2 separate regions of the Homo sapiens genome follow, and region 1 is linked to region 2. A link is a loop called in an ENCODE intact Hi-C map of the cell type or tissue named here. Cell type or tissue: K562. All regions are shown on one strand. Links, peaks and the distances in the headings refer to the core of each region. The heading gives the core; the rest is flanking DNA. Region 1 overlaps C9orf72 (C9orf72-SMCR8 complex subunit). Region 2 overlaps MOB3B (MOB kinase activator 3B).

Region 1 (15,751 bases), core at 1,231-9,230, 200 kb after region 2:
CCTTTCTGAAGCTCTGTTACCTCATCTTATAAAATGAGGATAATATAGGTAGCTGTCATTCAATGAAGGAATGCATACAACATGCTTAGCATAACACCTGTCACATGGTAAGTGCTCCAGGGTCACCACCTATCATTGTTTCCAGCATACAGTTATCACCCCACCGACATGTAGCCCCTCCCTCATGAGCTCAAGAGCCCCCAGCACGTGTTCTACTCACACACGCACAAGCTTCAGTGTCCCTTAAGATGTTATCTCCTGGAAAGTAGGAACAGAAAGAGAATATTTTCAGGTAGTTTGGAACAGAATGAATAACATTCACATTCCTTGCCCAAGTCAGTACAGATTAATTTCCATCATTTCCAACTCATACTTTATACATTTCCCATAAGAGGAAAATCATGCTGGTTTTCAGTAGCATATGAAAAAAAAAAAATTCCAAGAGGATTCTTTTGCCAAGCCACTTCATTACAGCTTCCCCTTAGAGGATACCAAAGAAGCACAGGGATATTGGAAAGGTGTCACCATAGCAACATTGTAATAGACAGATGACAATAGAGTAAAAGCGAAGAAAGCACATTTGCATAGTCATTGACAAACTTGGACCTACAGTCATATTGCTCTGGGCAGCAGTGCTCAGAGTCCAAGGGCTACTCAAAGTAAATTTGGTAAGAGGCTATTTCTATTCATTTTGGCTGAGTCTGACTACCCAGTTCATTGTGCTCATGTGTGTGCTAATTGTAATTGTTACAGGCAGTTCACTAACAAACAGCAGACATCCTCAAGAGTCCCTTTCATCCTAAGCAATGTGAGTTCACAAATCTAAATGTGTACCTAATAAATCTTCAATAGTAAAGCGTACTTCCTCCTTACCTGCTTCTGTTTTGTTTTCAAAACCTTAAATAGTCACAGGTATAGAGAAATTGTCTCAATGCTTATGGGAGCTTCTGTGATAACTTATGTTAATTAACTCTGGGTACTGAAAAGAAACAAACGTGCATGGCTTCCCCTAAGCACTGAGGTAATGGCAATTCAAATAACAGCAAATTTATATATGTGATATACACAGATTTATATATATATAAATATATCACATATAGATATATAAGAAGACATCATATATATATACACACACATTTTAGAGATCATATATATCTTTTAAGCAATTTCAAACCATACAAGAATCCATATATGATCTTAAGGCATAATTTCTGCCAGCATACTTCTCAACATTTATAATGACACTAAATGTCTATAGTCGTTTCCTCTGAAATGCACATTACATCAATCCCTTTTTGTGAAAGTGGAACTAAGGCATAAAAAGGTCAGAGTTCAGGAGCTGGGAAGAACATATGACAGTGTTCAAAGTTGTTTCAGTGACAGCTGAACAAGATAGTGTCATGTGGAATCATAATGGACAATTATCTGCTTTCTGGTCTATAGGAATAGAGTGAGTGTTCTTTCCCAAGTTTAAAAAAAAATTATTGAAAAGAGACTGTACTCTTTCTTCCTGCTCTTAGAATCTGTTTTGTTTATAGTGACCCAATGCTCCTTCATATCTATCAGATGGTATTTTTTTCTTATTTAAAAATACCCATGTGGTTGAGGCTGCAGTGAGCTATGATTGCACCACTGCACTCTAACCTGGGCAATGAGACCCTGTCTCAAAAAAAAAAAAAAAAAATAGTTTGTATCCTTAATAAGCGACCCTTCTTCTCAAGAGATGAGCCTGATGTTTCTGTCTGGCTTAACATTAGCCAGGTGTGGTACACTTGTGATCTGCCTCAGTATTCTGAGTAATGGAGAGGAGTTCTCTCACTGTGAAACAGGTCAACTTAGATACGATCCAAAAAGGGTTAGTTGCCAGGAGAACCAAAGTCTAAGGTAGTCATATCTACAAGCCCATAGCCTGGACCCCCAAATTAATCCTACAGTGAGACTTTAGCACCTTTCACAAGTGGAGAAATCAGACCACTGTGTGCTCAATGGGTTTGGAATGTTGTGCTTTCAAAGTAATTAATACAGAAAGGCATAGAAAGATAGAGAAGAGACTAGTGACTCATGGATGCTTCCAACGTGATATAACGCCCCTTTCTCTTCTAAATAGTAAAATAATGAAGATCTCAAAGAGACTTTCTCTCTTTGAGAAACACAGCTTTACTGCTTTTGTGATCAATGCCCACTGCCCTCACCAACAAATCAGTCATTAATTCCCAACTGCCTTGCATTGCAAATATAGAAAAAAAGGTTTTTGGATCTCCTTAGCTCTCTTTGAATGTCTATAGGAAAGAAATGAAGGAAGTAAACTTTTCTACTGCCAGACTGAAGGTAGATTTTGATAAACTTGGAACCTCTCCAAATCACCCTCTACCCTCCTGGCATAGAAAATAAACAAGATTTTTCCCTTTACATCATAATTAAGGAAAGAGACAAAAATGAAGGTATCATCCAACCTGATCTTCTTTAGCCTCTAGCTGTTCTAACGACACAGAACTATTTTCTCAAGATTCCAATTAGGTTTGCTATACTGCTCAATATTAATTTCCTCTTAAGAAGCTACTTCACCATTTGGAAAGCCCCTTGGGTTGAATAATTATTGAATTTCTAAATGGCCTCTGGCTAGCCTCAATTGCATGAGTGTTTCATGTACAGTAAGTAATATGAAAGAGGCTTGCCTTGGGTATTGAACAGCCTCTAATGATGCTTTTCAGAGGGAAAAAATCCCTCTGAAAAGATTTTTGGAAAAGTTTCAGTTAAATTTTTCCCAAGTCTTCTTGTCTACTGCTCAGCAGAGTCTCTGTAGAAATGAATAGATAACTTCCTTCCTTCATTTTTCCCTTCCTTTTTTCTTTCTTTTATCCTGCCCTCTTCCGTCTTTGTTTCTTTCTCTTCTCTTCTCTGTTAGAGGATTTATGATAGCTAGGTAACTCATTAAGGTTTCTATCCAGTGTCCCAGAAGAATAATTCTTCTTTTTAATAAAATGAATTACATTTTCATTCCCTTTCCTTGTCTTTTTGTTTTCCTGTGTTCTTTTTGGTTTCTTTCAGCAGATGATAAACGATGTTTTCCTTTGAAATTGCTTCTCACTCCTGCTCAGACGGTCAGCATGAGAAGTCAAAAGGAAAGCATACACACTAGTAAGAGAATCAGGGCGTGGAAAAGGGTCTCTAAGACCCCAACCCCCAAGAAGGAGATGGAGACCCAAACATGCCAGTCATCAGTTTGAGGCTCATAGCTTGTTAGTTTAGAGCCAGATTTTGTACTTGTAGTTTGAGGAGCACAGCTTGTTAGAATCCAGATCTCATGGCTTTTAATCCAGAAATATTTCTTTGTTTGGGAGTTGTTTTTCATTGTTGCTGTTGGCCAGTAATTACGGTACTCTTGTGAAAAGGCTGTTTTATAGGTCAGTTATTTGGAAAGGCCGTTTTCCGTTTGTTTGGTACTGAATAAATGTGCTTGCCTTGTTCATTTGGCAATGTCCTGAGCTCCTCAATCTCTCAGTCCCTTCTTTTAGAAACAATGGTTTGCCTACAGGATGCCAGGTGCTTTTCTCAGGGCCCTGCTCCTGTTATATTTGATTTCTCTGTCAACCTTTTTACACTACTACATACGCCCAGAGTGACAGAAAAAAGGGAGAAGAGAAAGAAAGCAAAAGGAAACGAGAAAAGGAAGTTGAAAGCAAAAGAGGAAAGAAGGAAGGAAGGGAGGGTGGGAGGAAGGAAGGGAGGAAGGGAGGGAGAGATGTTGAAGATCACCAGTGACTTATACAGGAAAATTAATGATCAGATATCCTTTGTTAAATTTTAATACTGGCAGTCATGTCTGTTATTAGGGAATCCAAAAGTGATGAAAAGCAATCTCCCTTCCTTCTCCTCTGCTCTCCCCACTCCTACCCTACTACGCCCCAGGTTATACTTCACTGCATCTACTTGGATGATGACATAGGAGTCTGGCATTATGTTTCCTTAAAATTTGTCTGCCTTTTGTGGGGTTTGGTTGCCAACCACCCCTCTTATCCTACCTGCAATTTCCTCATTCCTTGTTTTATTTTTAGAAGAACACACCTACCCAGACACTCATTCTTTTTTACAAGTAGTCTAGTTGAAATGTGTTGACCTTGACCCCTATCGGCAGAACTGCTCAGCTGACCCATTGACTCTTGAGAAATAATAAGTAGTTGTAGTTTTAAGGTGCTACATTTTGGAGTGATTTGTTATGCAGTTTTATTGTGGCAATAAATAACTGATACAGATAATGTGGTGATCTTGATGAATACAAGAGTGCCTGGCCCGTAAGTAGACACTCAATAAATGTTGGACTGGAATGAACTGGCAAATAGAGTAAATTAATATTCATCAATAGGGGCTTAATTAAATATGTTGTGACATAGCCTAACAATGGAACACAATGCAGGTATTAAAAACAATGAATAAAAATTCAATGAGTTGATGGCTTAGGATTTGTATATTTGTCTGTGTATTATATTACATATCAGTAAAGAAAGCCTGTATACAAAGCAGCATGATAGCCTTTTAATATTAAAAAATCTACAATGTATATATTCATAGGAAAGTATCTGGAAGTACATATACCAAGATGTTGACAATGGTTCTCTAGGTAGAATCATAACAGGTTAATTTAAAATTTTTTCTATACTTCTTTATTTTATTTGAAGACGTTCAACTTTATTTTTTATAATAACAAAAGAGTAAGGTGATAAGATACTCTTTTCCTGAGTCCAGGACACATGGGGTGAGCTACCCTGATATGACATTTTCTCTTTCTCTCCCCAAAGCACAATGAAGATCTTGAAGGGCACACAGAGAGAGGGAAGGCAACAGAGGCAGGCTTTGTTGGACACCAAATGAATGTACTGAGCCATTGTTCCAAGACAGCTCTGTATTTTAAAGCTCAGCATGGGCCAAATTCAACCTCTGGATGAAATATGTGATTCTTGTGGCATTGTCAGAAGTGGCAAATGGATTCTCTCCTCCTAAATGTGGTGTGACTCTCCCATCAACCACAGGTAGCAAGTAACGGCACACTTGCCACGACCTCTACTGTCTGCTTTCTGTATCACTGCCTCAATCATGCCCCTCCTCTTGCCTTGTCTTGGTGAAGAGTGCCTGGCCAGCAGCCCTGCCTACCTCTCTCTTCTGGCCCTAGCGCCTTGCTCCAGCCCATGTGGTTCCAGCAAGCTCCACTTCAAGGGGCCCACCCTCCAGGGCATGTTCCAAGCATCACCAACCAGAGGGCTTCTTCTCTGAGAATTTATACATGGACCTTGAGGTCAGCAAGCAAGGATGATATAAGCCAGAGTTCTCTGCAGCCATCCCCTTTTCACCTCTCTCAGTTACGGATGAACTTATCTGTAAAATGGGAAAAAGAAACGACAAGAGAAGCACAGCTGAGAGAAACACCAAAAGAAAGAGTTGAAGACATTGTTTGAATTCCTGCATCCAGTAGTGCCCAAAGCCAGTGCCAACCCTGGAATTCCTAGCTACAAGAGCCAATGAAGTCCCTTTTGCTTTAGTTTGAGGTGGGCTCCTGTCACTTGCCACAGAAACTAGGAGAAAGCACAGTGTCTGTGCTGCAGTGAGAGAGGGCTAAAGTCCTCAGGGACAACCAATAAAGCACGAGAGCCAATGAATAAATACTTGAGGTGAGCAATTACAGGAGGCATTCTTTACATTTCTTAGAGAGCCAAGCAAAATTTAGCCCCAGTTGCCTGAAGTGGCCATATATATTATTATTAATAATGAATATAGTCAATAACCTGTAGGCAGCTCAGAAAAAATCTCAGTCATTAAGTGTTAAAGTACATTTGAGACCATTTGCCTCAGCATCTAGTGCAGCTCCGGATACACACAACGTGGAGGGCAGGGAACTAACATTTGGTGAGCACCTACTATGGGTTAGGACCTGTGCTGGACATTTTCACATACATTAGTTCATCTATTCCTCCCGAAGATCTTGGATGGTGGGTATTATTACCTTCATTTTGGAGATTAGGAAACTTGCCTAAGGTTCATACAGAGCTTCTTCGGTGCTCTCAATCATGACTGTTCCCTTGCATCCATCCCCTCTGTAAGAACTGAGATTAGCGTTTAGGGAGTTATAGCTGGTGCAGTAGACACCTCAGATGCCCTGTGTCACATCTCTTGACACATCTCTGATTTCAGTGCACTTATGATGTGGCCTCTTTCCCAGATCTCAAGCACGCAGCAGTCATTATTTCACTATCTGCCCCGGGACGGTTTCCACAGATGCAGGAGCTTGCTCAGCCTAGGAGAAAGCACAGTGTCTGTGCTGCAGCGAGGGAGGGCTAAAGTTCTCATGGACAACCAATGGAGCATGAGAGCCAATGAATAAATACTTGAGGTGAGCAATTACGGGAGGCATTCTTTACATTTCTTAGAGAGCCAAGCAAAATTTAGCCCCAGTTGCATGAAACGGCCAATTGCCAAATTCATCCTTATATTGACTTTTCCTCCTTCGTGTTGCAGGCTGACTGATCTCTCATTCCCACTTCCTGGAATCACCTCCCAAACAAACTAACTGCATACTAGTCCTTGTCTCAGGCTCTGATAGTGTGGGATTCCAAACTGGAAATGAAGACCATCTTGTGTACTGACTAGTGAAGGAAAACGTTATTGTTGTGAAGTCTGTAATAAAATAAGCTCAGCTTAAACCAGCAAGAGCAATTCCAAGCTAGGAACTATATTAAGAAATAGTCTCTTACATAGAACCCCCTTTGAGAAAATATACTCAAAGTCTATAACTTAAACATGCCTGGAAGGAAATACATCAAAATATTATTTATTATAATTCAATATATCATATTATTATATTAATTATTCTTCTCTTCTGAGTAAATTTTCAATGGACATTCCCCAGATGTTCCTCACTTCTCTTATCTATCAGTCTTGATCTGCCCCCTGGGGAATCACAATTCTTGTCACTGCAGTTAATAACCTTTTTTTTTTTTTTCTGTGACTCAAATTAGGTAGAAGATACTTAGCCATCATTCTCCACTTGGAAGGCAGCACAGCATGTTAGTTCAGAGTATGGTGTGGGCAACAAAAGAAGGTCAAATTCTAGTCATCTGGGTCACTTGGTCTGTCACCCAGGTTTTGCTGTGGAAACAAACAACTGCTTGTGATCATTAATTTTTAAATATGGACTAGGCTAAGGGATACCGAGATAGCTGGTAAAACATTATTTCTGGATGTGTCTGTGAAGATGTTTCTGGAAGAAATTAGCAGACTGAGTATAGAAGATCCACCCTTACCAATGTGGGAGGGCATCATCCAATCCATTGAGGGCCCAGAGAGGACAAAAAGGCAGAAGAAAAGCGAATTTGCTCTCTCTTCTGGTGCTGAAACATCCACCTTCTGGCTGGCCTTTGAACTTCAGGACTTATCCTACCCTAGCACACCCACCCTCCCAATTCCCCCATCCCATTTCTCAGGCCTTCAGGCTTGGGCTGAATTATACCACTGGCTCCTCTAGTTCTCCAGCTCAAAAACAGCAGACTGGGGGACTACTCAGCTTCCATAATCATGTAAGCCAATTCCCATAATGAATACCACTCCCCCACTCTGTTTCTCTTGAGAACCATGATTAATGATTAATATAACTCCAAAACTTAGTGGCTTAAAACTGCAAAGATTAATGCATGGCTTATGCAGCATGCACATCTTGATGGGGGTGGGAAAGGGGGCTCTGCCCATAGCTCCCACTATAGGACCTAGCCTGCAGAGCGCCACTATCTGGAATGTTAGTGGCCACTGTGGCAGAGTGAAAAGGAGGCAAAGCTCATGCAAAGCCTTCCATCTGAAAGTGATAAACGCTGCTTGTTCATGTTTCATTGGCCAAAGAGAGTCATGTGGTCATGCACAAGTTTCACTGAAAGGGAAAGGGCAATCTGCCTTGCAGATAAGAAAGGAGAAAAAAAGGGGGAGATTTTGAAAATGATTGTCCGATTTGGACAATCATTTAACCTAAGCTTCAGTGTTCTCATCATGTACTGAGGGGATATCCACTTTACAAGGTTATTATGAGGGTTAAATGTGAAACTGTAAAGTACCTGGCACACAGCCATTACTCAATAAATGCTGCTATTTTGACAGTGATCCTTTGTTTACCTGAAATATAATATTAAGATTTACTCCAATCTTTCCTACATCTCTGGGAGTAAAAAACTCTTGAATCTTTTTCTGGAGGTTGCATTTTCTAGTCTTTAAAAATGAGTCCAGTGCCTTTTCCCTGAATTTCTCCAAATTCTGACCATTCTAAGATATGGGTTCTAGCTCAGTGCTCCTCACACAGAAAGGTTCTAGTAAGGAATGAGAAAATACTTTCTGCTTTAAAGAAGAGCTACGCAAATATTAAATGAGAATAATTATATCTATTATTTATGGCGAATATTATTCTAGTACTCAGAAAAACTCAGCATAAGTTCATTAGAACAGTATGGGCCACATTAGAAAGAACATATTATCATTATGTTTGAAAAGCTAGGACTGGGTACAAAGTTACTACGATCGTATGGGCTTAGTTGGCCAAGTATGTTATTACAGTTTCAATGGAACCATCATCTTGTCAACAGAACACACAGTGAAACCTGCAGGGCCTTCCTCTGGCTTCATGACAGTGAGTAGACTCTCGCTTTCCCTAGGGAAGGCAGGGGCCTGGTAGGGTCTGAGCAAGAGCCTGAGGCATAGACTGTGCCCACCCTCCCCTTCTCCCTCCACTCATGCCAGTTTTTGGTTTAGAAAGCCAGCATTTTGAATATCAAGTCTCAAGACTTTCTCATTGTCCTCAGGGTGGGTTGCTGCCCCCCACACCCTCCTTGTTCCCATATGAAGGTCATTGACCCCTAGTTTTGTAAGGTGTTTATTCTTGCAGAATTTGGACCAGGGACTTTCTGTTCAGCAAATGATTCAGTGCATGTAGACCCTGAGGTTGTTTACATTTTCAGGAACTGCTATTGCGAAACTAAAAAGGTTTATTTTACGTAGTGGGGTTGCTTTTGCCAGATGAATTCATTTGCTCAAGTTATTTTTAAAATGTGCTTTCCCTTAGCTCCTTAGAGAAGCTCTGGTCTCTTGCCTGTGTGGGTCTAGGCCAGAAAAAAAAAAAATGTTGAGGCTATTAATGGAAGCCAGAGAAAATGTCTGGCCAAGGTGGATCAAAGAAGGTTCTCAGTTTTGACCCCAAATTTTAACTTTCTGAATGCCGGGCTAGCATACTAGCTGGTCCTGGCTCCAGCAGCTTAAATGACTCATGTGCCTAGAACCAGGAAGACCATGCATATGAGTTTCAAACTGCTCCTACAGGTATGTGTGGAAGGGGGACCCCTATGACAGAATATTCATCCAGAAGAAACTTGCCCTGCTGCCAATTGGAAGTGCCACAGTCCAGCAGCAGTGAGACTGCTGGAAGCAGTCAGATTGCAGAGCACAAACTCTCTAACTCATCGGGGTCAAGTGGCCTGAAATGATTCATCAGGCTGCTTTGCAAACATTTTATTTAACAATTGATATTTAGAAATAATTTTTTATGACAGTTTCTTATCTTTTGGGGGAATCAGAGACCCCTTTGAGAATCTGAGGAAGGCTATGGAGAAATATCTGATGAAGCCTGTGGGAAAAAAAACTGCCATCCAGAAAAATGTATATATGCAAGCTGTCCCTTAAAATGTTAGTGGTATCATTGGGATGACATCCAAAAATTGTCAGGGAAGTCCGTAAATCCCCTTGCTTCAGAATTTGGGGAAACTTTAAACCTCAGATTAATGGTATGTAGATACTATTCATTCATTCAGAGCTTACTGACTTCCTGTGTCATGGCAAGCACTATGTTGGAAGCTGGAAATACAATGATGTATAAGACAAGGACACAGCCTTGTGGAGCTCACAGTCTAATGGGAGACAAAACAAACCCATAATAATGATGCATGATAATGAGTTAAGTGCTATGCTAGAACTGTAAGTGTAGAAGCAAACAAGAGCCCCAAGTAGGGTAATCAATTCAATATATATTTAATAAATGCATTACGTGCCAGGCAGTTGGGAATAAGCTGGTGCATAGACAAGATCCCTATCCCATGGAGCCTTAAGTCTGGAATACTCTCAACTAAAAGTTAGAGGAGGGGCCTGGAAGAACATGATGCCCACCTAAGGTGAATCCTAAGTAAAGTTCACCCAGGTGAAGTGGGTAAGCGTATTGCAGGTAGTGGGAGCAACACGCACACAGGCCCAGTAACAGCAAGGTGAGTCAGGGGAAACTACAAATAGTTCATCAGGGCTCTCCATGAAGGCAGGAGCAGTGAGAGACAAGGGTGGAGAGGTGTGCTGGGGGCAGATCCCCAAGGCTCCTGTGCTTCACCATGGATTGTGGGTTGAAGGTTGTCAATGAGGGCTTTTTTTTTTTGAGACGGAGTCTCACTCTGTCGCCCAGGCTGGAGTGCAGTGGCGCAATCTCGGCTCACTGCAAGCTCTGCCTCCCGGGTTCACGCCATTCTCCTGCCTCAGCCTCCCAAGTAGCTGCGACTACAGGCACCCGCCACCACGCCTGGCTAATTTCTTGTATTTTTAGTACAGATGGGGTTTCACTGTGTTAGTCACGATGGTCTCAATCTCTTGACCTCGTGATCCACCTGCCTCGGCCTCCCAAAGTGCTGGGATTACAGGCATGAGCCACCACGTCCGGCCTCAATGAGGGCTTTTTAAGGCAAGTCAGGAGTTTCCTATTAGAAAGATCACTCTACCATAAATGGAGAAAATTGGGCAAAGGGGAGGGGATGGCTAGTGGGTGAAATCATGGAGACTAGAAGGAAGGAAGCTGTTGAATTAATCTAGACAAGAAATGATAAGGTCCTAATAGTGGCAGTGGAGATGGAGTAAAGTGGACGATGGGAAAATGGGATGAGGCCTCTGGAGAGCAGCTCACAGGCAATTTTTTTTTCATTCCCTACAATGACATTTGCCTACGGCAACACACTCTGCCACATGCAATGAGGTAGTGACTGGCTCAAGCTAAGGAAATAATCTTGTTACTGACGTGGTATCACCGGGAATCATGGCTGTATAACTGTAGTTTCATAATCAAATTTTGGAACTCTACATTTAATTGCTTAATGGTGATGATGATTATGACAGGAATAATACTGATAATAGCTGCAACCCAATTTTATTGGACACTTATTCTGTGCTAGTTACTGTTCCAAGCATTCTGAATTTACTAACCCACTTAATCTTCAAGTGACTCTATCGGGTAGGTTCTATTCTTACTCTTAAAGAATAGATGAGGACACTGAGGCAGCACAGACAGGTTTAATACCTTGTCTAAGGTCACACAGCTAGGAAGTGAGAAAATAAGGATCTGAGCCTTGGAAATCTGGTTCTAGGACGCAAACTTCCAAAAATTCTCCTATCAATTTACAATGACAAACATAAATTATGGTCTTTCTCCATAAAACTCAATTTGAGCACTAAAACTGACTTTTTACCATTTGTTATGAACATTCTGAACAATCACAATAAAAAGTAGTGCGGAGACACTATTCAAGTCTCTAAAAACATCTTAGGAGTGGTACATGAAGCAAAATGCTGGGTGTGAGTGTTTTTGCAGATTCAGGCTCCAAAGAACAAAAAAGCAGAAAAAACAAACAATGGTGTTTTTAAACAATGAATGTTGTTTTCCTTTAGCCATAAGGGAATTTTAAAACTTGACAAACTCATTCAGCTTTCAAAGCATTCCACATTCCCCACCCACAAGCAAATGCCAGAAGGTGCCAGTTTGAGCCAACTCAGCTCAGGAATGACTTTCTAAATACTGGATCAGATTTCTTGAATGTCCGCGCTCCACAGATGGATACTTACTATTGTCCTAATTGGTCTGATGAAAAGTACTTAGCAATTTATCAAGCAATTAATTTAACAAAAACATTTCAGCAAGAGATGAGATGGTGTGGCACAAATGCAGAAACAGAAATTTGAAAAGATTCAAATGTATTACTTCAAAAAGATTGAAAAATTGCTGCCTAAAATCTTTGAAACTTTAGAGCTAGGTTGTGCATAGGCTTAATTTTTAATGAAGAATCTTCTGGGAAAATAAGTTTTTGATTATATAAAGAAAGCAATTTCCTTGATTTGCAGGAAATAATTCTTTTTGGGGAAAAACAAATAAATTAATATTTAATATACTCATTACATCCATCCAGCTAACATTTACTGGAAGCATGCTGTGTGCCTGGCACCATGCTAGGCACTGAGACACAAAAATGAAAAAGACAAGAATCTTGTTCTTTAGCCTAGGTGGGGAGATAGATAAGCAAAGGAATAGTGTAATAAATGCAATAAAAGAAATACGTACTAGCTAGACCTGTGGGAAGAAAGGTTAGAAAGATGAACAGAAACTGTGCTAGAATTTTGGACCTAATTCTGTAAGTGTTGGAGAGCCATTAAGCAGAAGTGATCGTTAGATTTAATTTTAGAAGGATCATGCTGTTATCAATGTGAAGAATGGGCTGTAGTGGGGAAACGCCAAAGGCAGATTCTGTTCCACTCTTCATAAAAATCGTACCACAGCACTCTGATACCCTTTTTGCTCTCTAATCCATTTCTCTTTTCCCCCCAACACAGATAATTTAGAAATTATTTAGTCTTTTAAAAGCGCTGGTGTCCAAGTTTTTGAGGTTTTCCCAGATATTTGTTATTGGTTAATAATTTAATTCCATTGTGGTCAGAGAACATATTTTCTATGACTTGAATCCTTTTAAATTTATCAAGATTTGTTTCATGGCTCAAAATACGGTCTATCTTGGTACATGTTTCATGTACTCTTGGAAAGAATGTGTGATTTATTGTTGTTGGGGACTGCTGTGCTCTACAAATGTCATTTAAGTCAAATTGTTTGATAGTCTTGTTCTAATCTTCTATATCCTTACTGATTTTGTGTATTCTTGTTCTACTAAACATTGAAAGGATATTAAAATCTCCAGGCTGCGTGCAGTGGCTCATGCCTGTAATCCCAGCACTTTGGGAGGCCGAGGCAGGCAGATCACGAGGTCAGGAGATCGAGACCATCCTGGCTAACACGGTGAAACCCCGTCTCTACTAAAAATACAAAAAAATTAGCCAGGCGTGGTGGTGGCCGCCTGTAGTCCCAGCTACTGGGGAGGCTGAAGCAGGAGAATGGCGTGAACCTGGGAGGCGGAGCTTGCAGTGAGCTGAGATCCTGCCACTGCACTCCAGCCTGGGCGACAAAAAAAAAAAAAAAAAAAATCTCCAAACATAATTGTGGACTTGTCTACTTCTTACAGTTCTATCAGTTTTTGCTTCATCTATTTTGACACAGCTATGAGGTGAAAAAACATTTAGGACTGTTATATCCTTTTGCTGAACTGACTCTTTTATCATTATAAAATGATCATTTTTACCCCTGGTAATATTCTTTGCTCTGAAATCTATTTTGTTTCATATTGTCACTCCAGTTTTCTTCTAATTACCAATATGATGTATCTTTTCTCCATCCTTTTACTTTTAATCTGTTTGTTCGTCCTTTATTTTTAAGGTGTGTTTCCTGTTGGCAGCATATAGTTGGGTCTTGCTTTTTTATCTGATCTGAAAATCTGATTTTTTAAGGACATTTCTAAAATTGAAAAATAAAAGTTGTATATATTTATAGCATACAATATGATGTTTTGAAATAAGTATACATTGTGAAATGACTACAGTTAATTAATATATACATTACCTCACATATTTATTTGTAGAGAGAACACTTAAAAGATACTGTTAGCAATTTTCAAGTGTACAATATATGTTGTTGGTTATAGTCACATTGTACAATAGATCTCTTGATCTTTAGCTTATTCCTCCTATCTAACTGAATAAGTTGTACAATAGATCTCTTGAACTTATTCCTCCTGTCTAACTTTGACCAACATCTCCCCAGCCCACCGCCTCTCCCCAGCACCTGGTAACCATGTTTTTACTCTCTGCTTCTATGAGTTCCAAGTTTTTCAATTCTGTGTGTAAGTGAGATCATGTGGTATTAACAATCTCTGACTTTTAATTGGGGTGTTTTGAATGTTTATATTTAAATATCTTTAAAAGATAATTGACTGTATAAGTAAAATTAAAAAACAATAAAGTGTGGAGTTTATAATGTTTGTAGAAATAAAAACGTTAAGACCATAACAGCAAAAAGACAACAACAGTAAGTTTCTTAAGCTATATGTCAAGTAGTATATAAACTGGTTATAAACTGGTAAATTAGAAAGAGGTATAACCCTAAAACAACCACTAAAATAAATCAAAGAGTATAGTTAATAAGACAATAGAAAAGACATAGTAGAATAAAAAAATCCAAAAGTAAGGAGAAAACAAAAAGAACAAATAGAAAACAGCAAGATGACAGCTTTAACCTACCATGCCAATAATCATATTAAATGTTCTAAATGCCCCAATTACAAGCTGGAGATTGTCAGATTGGATGAAAAAGCATTTATGAAGCACTAGTCAGGTACTGAACTAAGGATCGTATAAGGTCTCATTAAATCCTCTGGTGAAGTACGTATTATCACTCCATTTCCAATATTTACAAAATGAACCTTGCATAGGTTAAGTAACTTCTCCAAGCAGCACAGCAGGGATTCACACTCGGGCTCTGAATAGTGCAAGTAGACCTGTAAAACCTGCTTCCTTACTCTCCTTTCAATTCAGCTACACTGAGTACCAGTTACATGGAGTTACTAAGTTAGGAGCTGTGCCCATGGCAATGACTGTAACTGTCTGGGATGAAATCCACCTTTACCAGCTGTGTGACCTTGGGCGGTGTATTACACATCTTTAAGCTTTAGTTTCCTCATTTGTAAAATGGAAGTAATAAAACTAGTCCCATAGTGTTACTGTGTGTTAAATGGAGGTGGTTGACTGTTTTTGTTACTTTAAGCTATACCCTGCAGATCATAGGAGAAATATCAATTTGTGCAATTCTACATCAAAATCAAAATAGTATTATATAAGAGTGATCTGTTTAAACTGTAGCATTATAGAAATATACTATAGAAGGAACTATTTTATATTTACTTTATAGTATTATATGAAGTTTTGGTTTCTTCTTTGAGAATCATAGTAATGTGATCAGTTAGTCTTCTTTTAAAGAAACCTCTCATCCCAACTATTCTATTTTCAAAAAAAAACTTTTTCTTGGAGTGAAAATGTCAAACCTATTCCTAGCTTTGCAGATGAAAGTGTTCAGATTCCTTGGATTTTTACTTTGGATACATGTATTAGATACCTGGGATGAATAACTTCAGTTTAGGTTATATTAATATTATAATAATAAGAATGTTTAAAAACAATTTATCTAAATAGTATTTTACATTTGAAATATTAATATATAATTTGAAAAATCAAAATGAAATCCAGAGAGTTAAGCAGAAAGTTTTTTTAACATAAGATTATATTATAAAGCTTCTTTAAATATTTTTTCTTTGAAAAGACAAAATTAATTTTAAAAAAAGTTTAGATCCAGCATGACTGTCAGCTGAACAGAAGCTGATCAGTCTTCAAATATCATAGTATTTTTTTCTGAATGAACAACTGAAAGAGGCAAAATTTCAAATATATTTTATTCAAAATTCTCCATTTAGGAGAAAAGATATATAACAATGTTTACACATGCTTTAATAACTTATTTCACTGTACAACTTACATTCTGTATAACAGTACAATA
Region 2 (17,387 bases), core at 4,194-12,193:
GACCCCTTGCACTTCCTAGGTGAGACGACACCCCACCCTGCTTTGGCTTGCCCTCCATGTGCTGCACCCACTGTCTAACCAGTCCCAGTGAAATGAGCTGGGGACCTCAGTTGGAAATGCAGAAATAACTCGCCTTCTGCATTGATCTCGCTGGGAGTTGCAGACCGGAGCTGTTCCTATTTGGCCATCTTGCCAGCCACCCATGTGTTTTCAAATGAACTTTGAATTGGTTTTTGTAGAATTAACAGCTTTCCTTTTATTTACCTGTTCTAGGACCATTGCAAGACAACCTATTTATTAAAGAAATGAACCAAGCATTAAAAAAAGACAGACTAGATAATGGTTATATGCTTTTTATTTGTGACATTTGAATACCCAAGCTCACATATAACTGATTTCCTAAATATCATTTAATTTTATGTTGCTTTTCTAATTGATTTAATTGTTAGTTTTCCTTATAGTCAAATGCTTAATACAATCATAAATGGAACCAAAAATATAGTAAACATTTCTTTTTCTGATGTATGTAAAAAAGATACAGGAAAATTCTGAAATCAGATCACTATAAGCTAGTAAAACAGGCGAATTATTTGATTAGAAATGGACTCTTCCTTCATAAGTTACACAAATCCTTATGTAGTCACTGAAAATTCTTACTCAGAATTAATACCTGTCCAGAGGGAAACAGCCTGTTATAAAAGCTTTCTGTTAATATATTTTTTAAGGCAGGAAAACAATCATTATTTCCAAACACACTTTGTTTGTCTAATTCTAGGAGAGAATCACCAATTTCTTCAAGGTCCAAAATGATCAGAACAAGAATGACAACAGTGTCAACCAAATGATGCCTCCAACTCCTTTTAATGATTGTGCCTTGGTACACATTTCCTCAAAGATAATGGCTATACTTTTCCCACAATCTTTTTGCTTTTGTTTTCTCCCAGTGTGGTACTCATGGAGTATGGAAGGGACATAAGGTTTAGAGAACATAGGAAGCAATTTGCTTCCATCAATAACCAGAATGATGGATTGACATAAATCAGCACAAAAAGATAAGTGTAATTCTATTCAAGTCCCTTAATGTTTTGCCAATTAAGGTTTTTTTTTTTTTTTTTTTGAAACAACAACAGTGTAATCTTTAACAGGGATGTTAAAGGTAAGAAGTCAGGAAGATAAACCAAAATGATTGAGTATGATAAAGAATTTTGCATGGCGATTAAAATAGAAAACCTATAAATGTAGAAAAAGCAGGTCTGGACTTAGCAAAGAAACAATATAGTTTGGAGAAGGCATGAAATAAGTTCTTTTCATGTTCACTGCTGGTCACAGCCATAACAGAGAGTGATGTGGAGAGCTTTGGGAAGGTTTCACGTTGAGTTACATCAGTGGTCAACAATGGAGCAACAAGACTCCGTAGAGGATGCCACCCTGGGAGAATTGCAAGGGAAAGGAGGCTGAAGCACAACTGGTAATAGCCTTCAGATATTTAATGGATATGCAAATAAAGCTCTGATTAATTGTATTTTCACTTATTATATATCATCTTTGGACCTTTCTAAAAGTGGGACACTAGAAAAGATATACTGAAACTCAAAAAGAATACTTCAGCTCGAGTTGAATGGAATTCAAGATGTTGTGGAGGGTTCAGTGGGTTGGTTATACCAAAGAATGCTATAGAATTTCCATGCCCGAAGAACTGTGAGAGGAGTATAGATTTTTTCACCAAGGAAGTTACTGGCATGGTTTGAGAGATAGAAGGAATTGATTAAGAAACCTCTCAAAGTTTCTTCCACTTAACCTGGCTCTGAGACTCTGGGTCTTTGGAAATGAGAAAATACCCAGGGAAGAGAAAACGAACAATTTAAGAAGCAGGAAATGACTCTAGATCAGTATTTCTCAATTACAGCCGTGTAAGACATTTTCTTCCTAATCATCTCTCCCTTGCACCATCACCATGAAATTTTAATACCACATAAATACTTTGTATCTGTTTATGTACTTGTGATCCTTTGGAGGGTCACAACTCACTGTACTATCTAAGAGTTTTCCCAAAAAAACCATCTGACAATTAGGGAGTGTGTGCTCTCTATAAATAAACTATGGGTCCAAATGGGAGGTCATTGAAGACGGGAGAAAAAATAAAAGCGTTGAATATTTCACCTCTGGCTACAGGGAGCATACAAATCCTCACTTGCCCATGCTCTCACGTATTGCCTGCACATGGAAACTTCCTTCTTCCCCTCCCTCCTGTTATATGGAAAGGGATGAATGCTTTGCTAGTGCTATATCATCTGACTGCAATGCTTATAATATTTTGGGGATCCTGGGCCTCCTTGAGAACATTAAGGGATGAATGTACGTATGCACAGCCTCACACTCTATAAATGTATGTGTCCTGAATTTCAGAGCTTAATAATGAATTATGGAACTTGATAATGATTGGATCAGGCAGACAACACCTGATCAGTCCTAATATCAGAAAAGAGACAAGTAGACATTATGTGCTTCCTGAGGTGAGGCAGTAGTAAGGAAACAACATCACACATGTAGCAGTCTTGGGAAAAAAAATGTAACCTGTATCTCGTAATGAGGAAACAATCAGTAAAAAAGTCTAGATTGTGGGACATTCCACAAACTTGCCTGAACTCTTTAATAATGTCAGTGTCATGAAAGACACACCACACACACACACACTGCACATCATACACAAACACCACCCCACCACCCACCACTCAGACACACACAAAAGGGCAACTCTAATCAATTAAAGGAAACAAAAGAGAATGACAACTACATATAACGTATAATTCTTGATTGGATCCTGGATTTAAAAATAAACAGCTATAAAGGATATTTTGGGGACAACTGGAGAATTTTGAATATGGATCATATATTAGATTTATGCAGTATCAGTGTTCAGTTTCATGGGCGTGAAAATATTGCAGATTTATAGGACAATGCTCTTATTAAAAGAAAGAATATGATGAAGTATTTTACATTTTCATGATGTCTGCAACTTATTTTCAGAAGGTTCAAGAATAAGAATGTGTATTTACAGTGAGAAAGAAAATGTGAGGCAGGTGCGGTGGTACATGCCATAGTCCTGGCTACTCAGGAGGCTAAGGTTGAAGCTCACTTGAGGCAAGGGGTTCAAGGCCAGCTTGGGTAAAATAGGGAGAGACCCCTTCTCTTAAAAAAAAAAAAGGAAGAAAAGAAAACAAGGCAAAACATTAACAACTGATGCACTAAAGGACATAAGGGTACTCACTATAATCTTTCAACTTTGAAACTTTTACTTTAAAATTTCCCAAAATTAAAATGAAAGCAGAAAAAGAAGGAGAGTAGGACAGGTTAGGAAGAAGAAGGAGGGTTGTCAGTCTCTGACCCAGAGGGCTGAAGCTCCATTTATAACAGAGATGAACAGTTAGATGCAGTCAAGCAGAGGAGATAAAAATTGACTGCAGAGATTTTCTTCAGAATGTGCCAAAGTTCTGTGGGAACAGGAATATTCTGTGATTAAAAAAAAAAAAAGGGTAGTTTGCCAGAATTTACCCTAGAAGAGTTCATTAGTGCAATTAACAATATAAGCAGGAGGAAATTCTTCCAAGAAGCTTAAAAAGATTTGGATTTTTAAATTGAGTGGAAATTTCATATGCACAGTTAATAAAAAATAACCTTAAAAAGAATGAATAACAAAGGTCTCCAGATTCCAGCCTCCTGCTCGATTATGCACTGCTGAAATGCAGGAACATATTCAACTTTTTAATGTAAAAATCCTGTGGCGTTCCATGATGCACAGCTACAGAGTTCCTCCAGGGCATGGGCTCCGTAGTTACCTCTCTGTGCCACTGTGCTGCATTCCCATCTGGTAACTGTGTATTGCAGAGGCTGGGACTTAGGGGCTCTTGTTTCTGTTCTCTGGATCTCTGTGATGGTCAGATATTCTTTTGGCCAAAAGAGATGTAGGGAAAAAACTTTGCCTATCTTGTCCTCTCAAAGTTACTTAGGAAGGGGGACAAAAGTATGTTTATTGTTGACCAGGGCACAGCAACATGGTGAGGTAGCAGCAATTGGATTCCGTGAGATGACCTTTACGAGACACAAAGCAAGGTTCAGGCTGCTTGGTTAGGTCAACAGAGAATGCCACTGTACCCACAGAGACAGCCCTTTCTTAGCTTGGACAAAGATTTCATGATTCTAGTCTTTTGTGGCAGCCACAGAGGGCTTTAACACATTATGATTGATAAAACAAAATCAGAGTCATTTAGTTATTCTTTAATCATTATTACTTTAAAATACACTAATACATTCTTATCTACTTCCCTCCACCGACAAATATTTTGCTAAATTAAAAGGATCACTGGAAGTATTATGACCCCCCTCGTCACAGGTGGTCAGAACCACCACAGTTTTGTGAATGAATCAGAGAAGGCAACATTTCATCAACGAAAACTCATTTAGGTTTCAAAAGGCAGGATGTAGTACAGAATGCATTATTCTGACTGTCTTCTGGAATAGAAAAATTGGAAAGGATGAAAGAAGGAAGTTAGCTCCAGCTCCACTGTTACCTTGGCAACCGTGGCCCAATCACAGGGGCAGAAATTAATTTTGTGCCGTAACATAACGTGGCAGAGGAGTGGGGAGCGTGGAGTGGGGAGAGAATGACGGCTGGGTTTAAATGCTCAGAAGGCTAGTGGGGAGGGTTACAAGTCAGCCGTCTGGGTGTTAAATCTACACGTACCAAATAACCAATTGTACTTTTTTCACTGAAATGTTAGTATTATGTAGAGACAGCCACGACTCCCTGTCTTTAATAAAGAACAAACACTGCAGTAATCATGCCCAACGCTCCCGCTGATCATTCTTAGTTATTTAGGACTTTTATTTCTCTCTTCTGGGAAACAGGAAAGAATATCTTCCACTGAAGAGACAAGGAATGATGGTGGTTATAAAAAATACATTCTGATCAGGTGAACTGGTAACTTGTCAGCTTTACGCTAGTAACCAGTCTCTTCCCTGCAGTTAGAACGTGAAGACCCTGTTTGGGGCAGAGACAAGCCACCCCATGGAGTGTCCCTGATAAAACTATTTATTAGGGAAATGCTATGGACGCCTCGGCAGGGAGAGTAGGGAGGTGCAGGGGATGGGTAGGGGTTCAGGTGTCTCAGAGCTCCACAGCCCTGCACAGTGTTAAACCACAGATCAGAGCAGGAGCTTTTAGAGACCTGAAAGGAAGGCTTATTGCATAAAAACTTGCTGCACATCCAGAGGTCCAAAATTCACCCGGCACTTAAAAAACCAATCACAGAGAAGTCGGCCAGCTGACAAGACAGATAAGTGGAAAAATACGAACACGCATCTCAGTCTCAAAACCTGAATTCCAGTAAAGCTTAGGCGGCAGGTCACAGGCAGAACTGTGCCATGTGTGGAAGTGCAGAGGCTTCCTCGTGGACAATTCCCCAGCCAGAACGGTCAAGGGGCTGGTCCTTCTTTCACGTTGTGGTCTGCCTCGTCCACAGGTCTGGGCTAGCAGCACTCAGAAGGTTAAGAGCACACAAAGTGAGTGGGGAATGTCTCTCAGGAGTCACTGCTTGCCTCCACCTCTGCTGTTCCTGGGAGTAGGTGTGTCATTTCAGCCAGGGTGGTCCACCTCCTGCCCGCTCAGGGCACCAGGAGGAAACAGCTTTCCTTTCTTCCAAAGGGTGAGGTGGAGCATTAGTGACACATCCTGCTCGTCATTTCTTTCTGGAAAGCAAGGGGAAAAGGATGGTTAGGAGAAACTATAAGCAGAGCAACGATTTGGTGAAGGATCCTGAAAATGCTCTTGGAATCTCGAGAGCCTGTAAATGAAAGCTTGCAAGCATGGTCCATGAATAAGGCTTAGCATGAGGGTATGTTCCATCTGTTTGTTCTGCAGAATTTTTTTTTTCCATTAAGGCACTGTTTAAAAATTTGACTCATGTATCAAAATTCAGGTTGCTTGCTTGCTTTTTCTGAGAAATTGCAAGATTTGGAGCTTCTGAACAACTGGAGTTGAAGAATGGCTGTCCTCTTCAGCAGAAGAATTTGCTCTCCAGTTTGCCCCAGTCCTTGCCACTCCCACCTGACTTCCCAGCAGGAGCCATGTAGCACTTATGAACTGATACAGTAATTGGATTTGGACTGCTAGTTTTCTTCGAGTAGGGAAAGATTTAAGTTTCAATCAAAGATGGAAAAATAAAGGATAAGTGGGTATAAGTCAAGAAAAGCAGGAAGGAGGACATTTTTAAAAATAGAAATGAATAATACACCAAAGTGTCTGACATGCGTCACCTGCCTGGCTCTTGTGGGTATTTATAGATCCCGAATAGCCATCCTTTCTCTACCCCTGGGGCTCCGCACAGGTTGAGTCCCATGCCTATGGTCCGCTGCTACCACATCCTGCGCCTGCCCCTCTTCATTTGTCAAATTGCCACTCATTTTTCCACCTCAGGTAAGGTGACTTTTACCTGCTGGGAGACCTTCCCGCACTCCTGCCCCACTCGCTGTGGAGGTAGCCACTCTCTCCTCCTGTGCACACATTGATTCTTACATGCAGTGTATGAATTTGTACATCTCTGTGTGTGTGTGTGTGTACTGGGGCTCTGGACATGTCTGTTGGCCCTGCTAGACTGGGCGCTACTAAGTGCCAGGAAAAAGAAGCACTCATTGAATCGCCCCATGTGCTTTCATCTTTGTAGCCCCTGCCCCTGGCACTGTGCCAGGGTAGTGGCTCCTCTTTCATCTCCAAGGATGGTCTGAGGAGCAGGCTAGTAATGAGCCCTGTGCCATTTAGCATCTTGAGAAGACAAGTTTCATGTCACTTTAGTTAGATGAACGATCTTCCAAGTTCTACCTGCTGCAGAGCTGACTGCAGCTACTACATCTCTTGCATACTGACCTGGACTGCCACACCTTATATAATAGGAAACATCGAGAAAAAGGAGACTGAGTGTGGGAGTGCCAAGGTGTTCAGAGAAGCGTTCTATTCGAAAACCATACAGATGTGCTGGTTAAAGAAATAACAATAGACAAGGCAGAATCTAGGCACTTTTGCATCTCTATAATTATTAATACAGGAAGTTACAAATCTATGTGTATATCTAATTTTTTCAATTTTTAATTTTTTCGACAGGATCTTGCTGTTGCCCAGGCTGGAGTGCAGTGGCAACAGCTCACTGCAGCCTCAACCACTCGGGCTCAAGCTATCCACCCACCTCAGACTCCTGAGTAGCTGGGACTATAGGCACACAACACCACACCTGGCTAGTTTTTAAGTTTGTTGTATAGACAGGATTTCACCATGTTGCCCTGGTTGGTCTCAGACTCCTGAGCTCAAGCATTACCCATCTTGGCCTCCCAAAGTGCTGGGATTACAGGTGTGAACCACTGCACCCAGCTTTTGGCTTAACTCTTGATGACACAGACAAGGAAAACAAGATGGGAATACAACAAGAGCATGTGTGTGTGTGTTTGAGAGAGACAGAAAGAGAAGTAGGGAGAGAGAAAGTGTGTTCATGGGATAAACAGAATTTTAGCTTTATAACTTAATTATTTGCAATAGGTCTGTACTTTTGAAAAGAAAGAAGCTAGCTATAGTTAAATATCTATAAGATGCCAGGTGCTTTGGGGTGGTTATACCATTGCATCTGTATAACTCTAAGACAGGGAACTATGACCTCCAATGGACAGAGGAAGAATCCCAGTTTCAGAGCAGAAGCTATTTGCTCAAGGTAAATGGGTAAGGTACAGAATGCTCAACAGTAACCGCTGCTTTTATTAAACAGAGGCCTGCTGTTTGCCAGTCCCAGTGTCTACTGCTATACAGATATTATACTTTGTGAAGTAAGATTTGCCATCTCTACTGTATTGATGAGGAAAAACCCTCAGGGAAGGAGAGTACCTTACCAGGTCACATAGAAAGCTGCAGGTCTACGGTTTAAACTCAGGTCTATCTGACCGCAAAGGCTTGCTCTTTCTACTACACCATGTGATTGTAGGTTAAAGCCTCTAAGATAGTCTTATGAATATGCAATCGGATAATACTGGCATATATTAATTGACATATATAATTATAGGTGGTTGCAGTCATTCATGAATTTTCAAAATGCCAGATTTTTTTCTTTATCCAGACTGATGCCAGTTTGAATTATAGGTACAATGGGCAAATACTAGAACAATTATGCCACTGAGAGAGTATGGACACTAGAAATATGGCAGAGTTTTTTTTTAAGTAGCAGAGTAACAGTTTCAGAGAGGACAGGGTACTTATTCAAGGTCACTGAGATGCAGGATAAAAACTGTTTCCTGGGATGCCTCTTAAATTCATAAAGGGAATGTATGGTTGAAATAGCAGATCAGAAACATCAGGAAAGACATTTGAGTTGGATCCATCCTTCAAAGCTCTGCAAGACTCTGCAAGCTGTATTCTAGCACTTGCCCACTGGGTGGAGCCAATGAGCTGTTAAAAAAAAAAACTCGTTTAAATAAACAAATGGCAATGCTAGGTTCCATCGCTTTCTTCATCAGAGCCCTCCCGCAGGCTAGCAGGGCCAAACACATTCCTTCCTCTCTGAGAGTGTGGCCAAAATAGCTTCTACCCAGGGTGCTCTTTACAATGAATTTGCCATTGCTGGAGTTACTGAATGCCCTGTGTATTAAGGCAGGCCACTAAAGAACTCCAAAACGTGTATTAAAAGGCTTCCGCTGAGGTGATGAGAAGCTTCTGAGAAAGTTCCTGGTGACTGTGCTTGGCTTGTATATGAAGATTTTCAAAAACACCTGAATTTTTCAAAATGTGTTTTTAACAGAAGATCAAAGTAGAATCTTGGTTGTGGTCACTCGGTTTCATTTGTTTTAAAATAAAGCAGTAATTGATTCTATGAAGTCCCTGGTTCTCCACTGTCAACAAAACAAATTCCATCCTCTGAAGCCTGTCAAAGAAAGAGGACCCATCGCCCCCTGCTCACCTCCTGCTGAATTCCCTCCCACTCACCACACCAGCCAGGCAAACTAGACTTCTCCAGGTCTCCAACTGGCCAGTTTCTAGTGGTTTCTTTCTTATATCTGGTAAATATTTTCTGCCCTTCTCTGCCTGGCAAATTTTGACATCCTTTAAGATGCAATTGTCAGCTCCTTTCTTGGGTATCTCCATCACTTTGCACACATTTGCATTCTATCACATTGGAATTCATCATTTCATTTTTGCCTGAATCTGAGAAGAACATTAATATTTTTTAGTATATTAATGTATGATGCATATTTTATTCAAATTGTATAACAGGATGTATGGTTTGATCCAGTTATTTTGAGAAAAAATATAAAGAAAAATATGGGTCCAACATGATAAATTTATCTTTGGGTGAATACAATTGTGTATGTTTTCTGTTTCTAATTTTTTTGTCCTTTGCGGAGTCTGAAGTTTTAGATATTTTTGATATGCATGAATTTTTTTCTAAGAAAACAAGACCGGTTATTTAAAAAACAAAAAGGAAAGTAGACAGAGACTCCAATCTGAAATCATATTTCACTTTAGAAATGAAGTTAAAATGACATTTGCCTAGTTTTTGTGGGGACGGTGGGGGTGGATGAAATCAGCCTGTCTTTTACATAAGATACTCAATTTTTTCTGTTCTGATCTAAACACTTTTTAAATTTAAATCTTCTTTATGTACTTGTTAGCAGTTGGAAGAAGTTCTTGATAGCCATTGAACAAACTTCCGTGAACTCTAAGTGTCAAATCTTAGTCTAACCTCAGTGTACCCATTTTTATAACTGGTAGTCAGTGGAGGATAGGGAATAATGATCCAGAGAAGTAAAATGACTTATTCCAAGTCACACAAATACTCTCTGACTTAGGCAAGACTACAAAGAAATCAACGCTCTCAGTTTACTGCACTACATCATCACACATTTTAGTAATCTAATATTCTTTTTTTTCTTTTTCTTTTTGAGATGGAGTCTCGCTTTGTTCCCCCAGGCTGGAGCGCAGTGGCGCGATCTCGGCTCACTGCAAGCTCCACCTCCTGGGGTCACGCCATTCTCCAGCCTCAGCCTCCTGAGTAGCTGGGACTACAGATGCCCGCCACCACGCCCGGCTAATTTTTTGTATTTTTAGTAGTTAGCCAGGATGGTCTCGATCTCCTGACCTCGTGATCCGCCTGCCTTGGCCTCCCAAATTGCTGGGATTATAGGCATGAGCCACTGCGCCTGGCCCAAGAAGCTAATTTTCATATGGAACATATGAAGAAGAACACTTGATGTTTACTAGGGGACAGTCATCATGCTTGCACAGCAATTTTAATAAGTTAACTCTAGGAATTATGAAACAAGCGCCAAAAAGCAGTGACATCATCACAGAGTCATAGGCTGCTGTTATAGCTGGGAGGAAACATGGGTGTCACCTACTCCAACACTTTAATTTCGGAGATGTGGCAACTCAGACCATCGGAAAGTAAGTGACTTCCCTAATGCGGCAAAACTAATTAGTGGCAGAACTGGACTGCTGGCCTGTGGGCTCTCTGACTTCACATTGATTCGAAAGAGGCAATTTGTGTACACAGGATTTCTTAGAGCTGGCTTGATGTGCTGCAGGTAAAATCTTTATCATCTCATGATGCTCCTAAACTCCATTAATGGCTTTCAGTAGTTTTCAAACCAAGTCTCCACTGTAACATACGATGCTGTTCCTGATCTAGACTCTTCTCAGGCACTCAACCTCATCCCCCATCGGTGGCCGACGCTCCTTCTCTCCCATGGAACACACAACGATTTCCATACACATGCTCCTCTCTTCCCAGAACACCCTTCTCCCATCGCCAACACCCTTTAACGCTCTTGACCAGTTGTCATCTCCTTAGGGACACATTCTTCTACCCTCCCACCCTGTCCCCAAGGAATCCTAGGTGCTCCTCTTCCAGATTCCCTCAGTGCCCATGACACCTTTCACACTGTTGTGCGACCGTTTATCACATTCCTGGTTTCAGCACCAGGCTGCTCTTGAAGAGAGAAAACCTATCTGGTATTTGTGTAGACCCTGGTGCTCAAGACCTGGCACATACTAGGTGCTTAAAACATATTAAATTAAACTGAAATCCAATGAAAAGGAACACTTATTAGGTCTACAGACCCAAGTAAAATGAGAGGTGGAAGGAAACACGCATTTCATACCTACGATGGGGAAGGCACTTAGACTTACCTTGTGCACTTTCTCACAACTCTATGAACTAGGCATTACTTTTTCTAATTTACAGATGAGGAAAAGGAGGCCCAGAAATTTGAACTAACTTGCCCAAGTTCACCCAGCTAGTCAGTGTAACAATAATGATTTAGTGGACTCAAAAACAAAAACAAGCAAACAACATTCTGCTTTCATTACTCTGCTGGAGGGAGGAGCAAAAGAAAAGGAGTGAGTCTTTTTGTTTCTGTTGTAAAATGGATAAGGGGGGGGAAGAGCTACCACAGCAGCATTTCAAAACCCATGTCTTCTTTTAATTACCAGCTTCCTGCTAACTCTGAGACACCAGGAGAAAGGGGGAGGAAGAAATACTTGAAACAAAAAATAATCAAGGAAGAAAAGCAGTATGAAGAGATGTAGAAGGCTCCGCAGTGTGGTAAGGAGCAGGAGGACCCTTGGTGCTGGAAACTTTGGAAAAATGACTGTTATATACGTGAACTCCTGCCCCTAGTAACCACCATTAAACAGCCAACGGGTTAAAGCAGGGCAGTGAGCAGTACGCCTCTCTCAGGGCCACATCTGACATTATGTTGTGTACTTCTCACTAACCATTTTAAAGCCGTTGGATGTTTAATGGTGGCTACTAGGGGGAGGAGTTCACGTATATAAAGGAAATTGGGCTCTCTAATACAGCACGCCCGCACACGTGTATACTCATGCGTACACACCCCTGAAGTAATGGAAACAGAACGGAAAGTAGGAGAGATTCATCTCCCCCAGCACCTTTTCCAATCATGCAGCTTCATCAATACATTTTAAAGGTAAAATCAAATGTGATATTGCTGAAAAGACACGAGGAAAGCTGCGAGTCCCCCGGAAAAGGCCGTCAAAGGGTATTGCACGTTTCACAAAGTGCCTCCCTGCCCATTAATCAGCAGTGCAGCCTCAGTCCCAGCTACCGGCCCCGTGCCCGAGCTTGGCCCTGTGGCCTGCCGTCAGCCCCATCTCCACTCAGATGGGACATACCTGGAAAAGTGGCTTGAACTGCAGCAGAAGTACAGAAGCCACATTTCTGGCTGGGCTGGGGGTGGACAGCACCAAAACCCTACAACCGGGAAGAGTTTCATTCCCCACAGCAAGGCTAAGGCCCTCTAGGGGTAGAGGCCAGGTCAGAAAGAGGGCTTTCTGGAAGCCTTTCGTCTCACAAATTCCACTTCTTAGAGACTTAAAAATCTCCAGATTGTACCCATATTTCATTAGTTTCTTCTGTGATGGCTGTGGATTGAGAACACTGACCATCTTGAAAATTCCCTCTCTCATGGCTTTCCCCTGCCCTTCCTGCCTCCATTCCAAACAGCTGTGCTGGCGAGGTCTATGCCAAGGTTTCACGGCCCCCTCCCAACAGGGTCCTCAGCTCCTGCCAGCACTCACTTCCCTCAGGCCACATTTCCACACTCAATGTTACACCAACATTTTGCTATTTCCTTATCTCAAGATCTAACCCACTTATAGCAAAAGCAAGTCCCTCTGGACTGGGTAGTTTTCTTGGAGGAGTGATGAGGATGAGACCAAAGAAAATGAGCTGGCATCAGCAAGGGATTCGGGTTCTCAGCTATACCGTGTGGGCCCATTTGAAATCCTCTTGGACTGTAGACAGGGACAGCAATCAGTGAGGTTTCTTCTAGTGTCGTGGCGCTATGAGAGGCATGGTGATACTGTTGTCAAAAGAATCCCAAGGCAAGGGCAGGTGTGCTTTCAGGGGCTGTGGAATCAAAAGAGGCAGTGGTATTGTGGTAAGGCATTCAATGATCAAAATGAAAACCAACTGTTCTCTCTGAATCGTCCAGTTTGAAGGGCTCAGAATTCCCTGTGGCACCATGCTGCCTGTGGTCCTAGAGGTAACAGCCACATGATTCCAGTATGCACCAAGGCCCAGAAGCACCACTCTCTAATGCCTGCTGGTGTCCTCAACAGCACTGGCTGGAAAGGTACTGCTGAAGATCCAGGGAGAAATAAAACTGTTTTCCTGCATCTCCATTTCCTACTAGATCAAGTCCTCAACTTCCCATGACTTGCAAGGACTTCTGGATCTGCTTCCCGCCCCTGTCTGTGGCCTTGCATACACCTTGCTTCTGTTTATCTTGCATCTTTGCACACTTGTTCCTTCTGCATGGAGAGCCCTATTTCCTTGTTTCCTCCAGAGCACTCCAGTTCCTCTTTCCCAGCCCTGCTTGGGTGTGGGTGAAGCTTACAAGCCACGTAGGTGGGAGACAGAGCAATTCCCAGAAAGGGAGCAGAACTCTGGGTGTGATGAAAGAGAGATAGAGGATCCCAGCAGCGCCCCAGAGCTGGTTGCTAAGAATTTGCCCTGGCAGCTGGCTCTCCTTCAGACGGGGGTGCAGTTCTGCTTTGAAGGTGAGTGTCTGACTTCAAGGAAGACCCATGAAAAACATCAGGCTGCTTGCTGCAGGGAAATCCCCGGAAAAAGAGAGGAGAGAAAAAAAGAAAAGAAAAACAAACAAGCAAATACAAAACATCCCAAACAACTCTACAGCCAAGTCCATGTGGCAAAGCGGGAACCGTAGAAGGTGGGAACAACAGCAGGGCAGCTCTTGCCTGGCCTCGGGCACAGGGAGGCCACTGTGTCGCTGTCGGGACCACAGCTGTCCAAACGAGGCTGGCTCCCCACTTCCTGTGGTGTTTCTCTTTTAGCTTTCTAGAATCCAAATAGCTGTATGTATCAGAGGAAATAACACTGGCCTTTTCCCAAATGCCTTGGCAACTCCAGGGGAAGGACCCCTCCCACCCCGACTCCGGTGGACAGGCAGGTAACTCCACAAGTGGGGCCTCCTGGGGCATGACTTTCTAAGGAGCCCTCAGTTGCATCCTTGGTGCAGAGTGAGGGTGAGTCCAGGGCTGCTTAATCTGCTTTCCCGGACCATTCCCAGCTGTTTGTGTGAGGCTGTGGAGGGAGTGCTGCAAGTTAGGGATCCCTGGGAACCCTCGGGGAGAGTCTCCCTGCCATGCACTCCCCCTAGGCTCAGGGGACTTCGTTCTTGCCCTCAAGGCCTTTTCTGCAGTGGTCAAGCTGGTGGAGCTTCCTGCCTGGAAGCTTGTTTTCAGAGGAGGGTAAAGGGACCAGGAGTCAATGGTGGAATCCTTAGGCGAGGTTCAGGCATGAGGCCTAAACATTTTTTTAGGAACTATTTTTTTGTAACGTTGTTGTGTCTGTTTCAGAGCATCTGGGAGAGAGAATTCCAGTAGGGGCTGACATCAGCCACCCCAAATTTATTTTGGAACTAGGCTTTATTGGTATAAATAACTTGAGAAGTGAACGAATGAATGAATGAAGCCGTGCCAGGTCACAAGAGTCAGAGTGAACAAGATGGGGCAGTGATAAGAGAGCCATCATTAACCAAAGTGTCTTGTGTTCCGAATGGAGTAGTTTCTATCATTTCCTGCACCTTTTCTGTGTGCCAGGCACTGTGCTCAATGCTGGACATCATTTCATTCAATCCTTACATCAGTCTTATGGGGTATGTGGTATCATTCTTATTTTACAGAGGGGTAATGGAGGTTAAGTACCTCGGCCATGGCCACATCACTAATAATTACCCTGGCCAAGGTTGAAACTTGAAAACCCATCCTCCTAACCAGTCTACTATATCCTGAGCCATCGTGCTGAATATATCTTCATTCATATCTACATGTGCTGTTTCAGTTGAGTCTCTGAATCAGCGGCTGTACCACACCAGCATGGGCCACGGGAGTAGGGACTCGGCTGGCAGGACCGTTCCCAGGAGGCCCACAGCCAGGGCTGCTGTTCTTCCTTTGCTAGCATCCCAAAGTCTGAATTCTTATAAAGCAGGCAGGGCAGCCAGTCTACAAAAATATTTTTAAAATTTCCCCAACTCTAAGTATATACAGGATCCAACCAGCACACAGGAATTAGAAATGTTCTTTCTGCTCTCTTTTAGGAATGTGGGTGGCAAATAAGCCAAACGAAATAAAAATAGAAACAAGGCAGGCCAGACTTCCCTAAACCACACAGAACAATATTTATTTGATTAATTCTGTTCCTAAACAACAGCCCACATTACTGACACGGAGGGCGTTTCCACGATGGAGGGGTGCGTGTGTGTGAATGTGTGCACATATGTGCAGGCTCCCAAGTGCACATATACATATGTATGGCTAGATAAACACACACACTCGCCACCCACGGAGAATATTTATTCATACCGATACAAAAATCAAACTGCTCTTCTTTTTCCAAACCCTGCAAACATTAAAAATAAGTCACTTTATGTAAACATATTCAGCCTCCTGATTTACATTGTTTCTTATAAAGACAGAGCTGCACATTTTTGAAGTTCTCTCATTTAACCACAGGAGATGGGTTACGGACACATGGTGGGTTGCCTCATAGTGCATCGTGAAAGCAAGAGCATTAATCAAAACTGTTTGTGGTCACTGTATCTCTGCAGATCCCCTCCCTAGAGCCCCGCAGCCCACCCCTCATTCTGCAACTCTGTGCTTTTTTTTTAGCACCCTGTCTTGCTCTGTGGATCCACCTACCATGTCCTTCCCACCTGTATCAACCTGGCTGATGCACTGATGGGACAGGGGATCCAACCTGATTTCTGCTCAGACTGATGCTACCTGTGATCAAAGGAGCCTGTGATTTCTGCTCAAAGCGACACTGAGATCTCTGACATTTGGCTGCTGCTCCCCGCTCCTTTCCTCCTCTGTTACCCAACTTCTCCAGAGCCCCCATGGAGGTCTGCACAGTTGGCAGGAGTCTGCCTCCCTCCTTCTCATACCCAGCATTTGTCAGCGCAGCTGGATTGGTTTCTGGCAGATGCTGCTGCTGCCCCTTGTTCTGGGATGAGCAAAGGGTGACTGAGTGCACCCACCCGCTTTGAGGAATGAAACAGATTTCAGCATGGCCCAATGCCCCCTGTAGGGTTGTGCAGTTCCTTAAAGGCTGGATGCGGGAGGGCAGGGGAAGGAATTCTCACATTTGCTTCTGTCATGTGGCCTTTCTATCAGGAGTGGGAGGGAAGGCACTGGCCGGTGAAGCAGAGAGTACCGGAAACTCCAGGTTAGGTTGCAGGCACCAGAGTTTTATTTATTCTGACAGAAGCTTAATGGGGGCAACTCTTAATGACATGCAAGAAACGCTGAACAAACGGTTTGTCCTTTTGGAGGGAGTATTCTGAACTTTCAGAGCATGGGTCCCTAAAGGAAGAATTTACCTCCCCTGGGAAAACAAAGGATTCCATAGAAGCCGTTCAGCCTAGCTGAATTCACCACAGGACAGAGCTTGCCATTGCTTAATAAGACCTCTATTGTGTGTCTGATGAAAACATATGGGGAATGTGCTTCCTCAGTGAGCCTGTAATTTAGGAAGTCTGTAGTTTCTAAGCAGTCTCACTCCTTTGGTAGGAACAAAGTGTTATTTTGATGGAGTAAATAGACATGAAACAAAACTAAAATTTTCCTTTTAATACAATGAGATCTCTTGCTAGAAGTTTGACTACCACCTATTGAAACATGTTCTCAAGCTCTCACAGAGAGAAATTTGGTCTCGTGAGAGCCTCAGGAGCTGGTCACCACTTTGTGCCCGACTCTGTCACTGACTCTCAGGTCTATGGGGTGGCCATTATGCTTCCCCTAGAGAGGAACTGAAACTTGGAAAGGTTAGTGACTTGCCCAAGGTTACATGGTTGATACTTGGCAGAGCGAGAATTCAAACCAGGATATCATTTGGATCTTATCAACAGGCCTCGGAATCCTATCTTTTTTTCTATATCAGGGACCAGAAAATGACAGTTCATGGGTCAAATCCAGTCCACACCTGTTTTTGTATGGCCCATAAGCTAAGAGTGGTTTTTACATTTTTTGATAGTTGAAAAAAGAAAGAATATTTTATGACATATGATTATTTTATGAAATTCAAATTTCCATGTCCATAAACAAGTTTTATTGGAGTAAGCCACACCCATTTATGGATGAATGCCTGTGGCTGCTTCTGCACTTCCATGGCAGAGCTGAGCGACTGGGACAGAGCCCGGCATTTAGCATGGGGGTCTTTTCAGAAAAGCTGGCTGACCTCGCGTCGCACCATGCCAATACCATGACCAGTGAGACTCTCTAGTTTTGACCCACATGGTTATAAATGGATCCCCAA

Evidence for each region. Peaks named below come from ENCODE experiments on the same cell type or tissue, not always from the same donor. Only the 100,000 strongest peaks of a DNase experiment are listed, where the experiment ranks them.
Region 1: a loop joins it to region 2, with 9 times the contacts of the local background. A loop is called at or near these places in 107 of 110 quality-filtered maps.

What each region holds. Positions count from the first base shown.
Region 1 is chr9:27,530,917-27,546,667 of GRCh38, forward strand. It overlaps C9orf72 (C9orf72-SMCR8 complex subunit), which reads right to left. Exons shown (of 11, transcript NM_018325.5): 11 at 15,630-15,751. Among named protein-coding and RNA genes, the nearest start is that of MOB3B, 9.0 kb to the left of the region's middle. RefSeq lists a silencer at 4,875-5,169. In K562, for the core only: a CTCF peak has its summit at 5,058; no DNase peak of the experiment used is centred there.
Region 2 is chr9:27,324,872-27,342,258 of GRCh38, forward strand. MOB3B (MOB kinase activator 3B) reads right to left here. Exons shown (of 4, transcript NM_024761.5): 4 at 338-5,745. The coding sequence ends at 5,716. Among named protein-coding and RNA genes, the nearest start is that of EQTN, 36 kb to the left of the region's middle. In K562, for the core only: a CTCF peak has its summit at 8,463 (motif pointing right); a DNase peak (open chromatin) is centred at 8,570.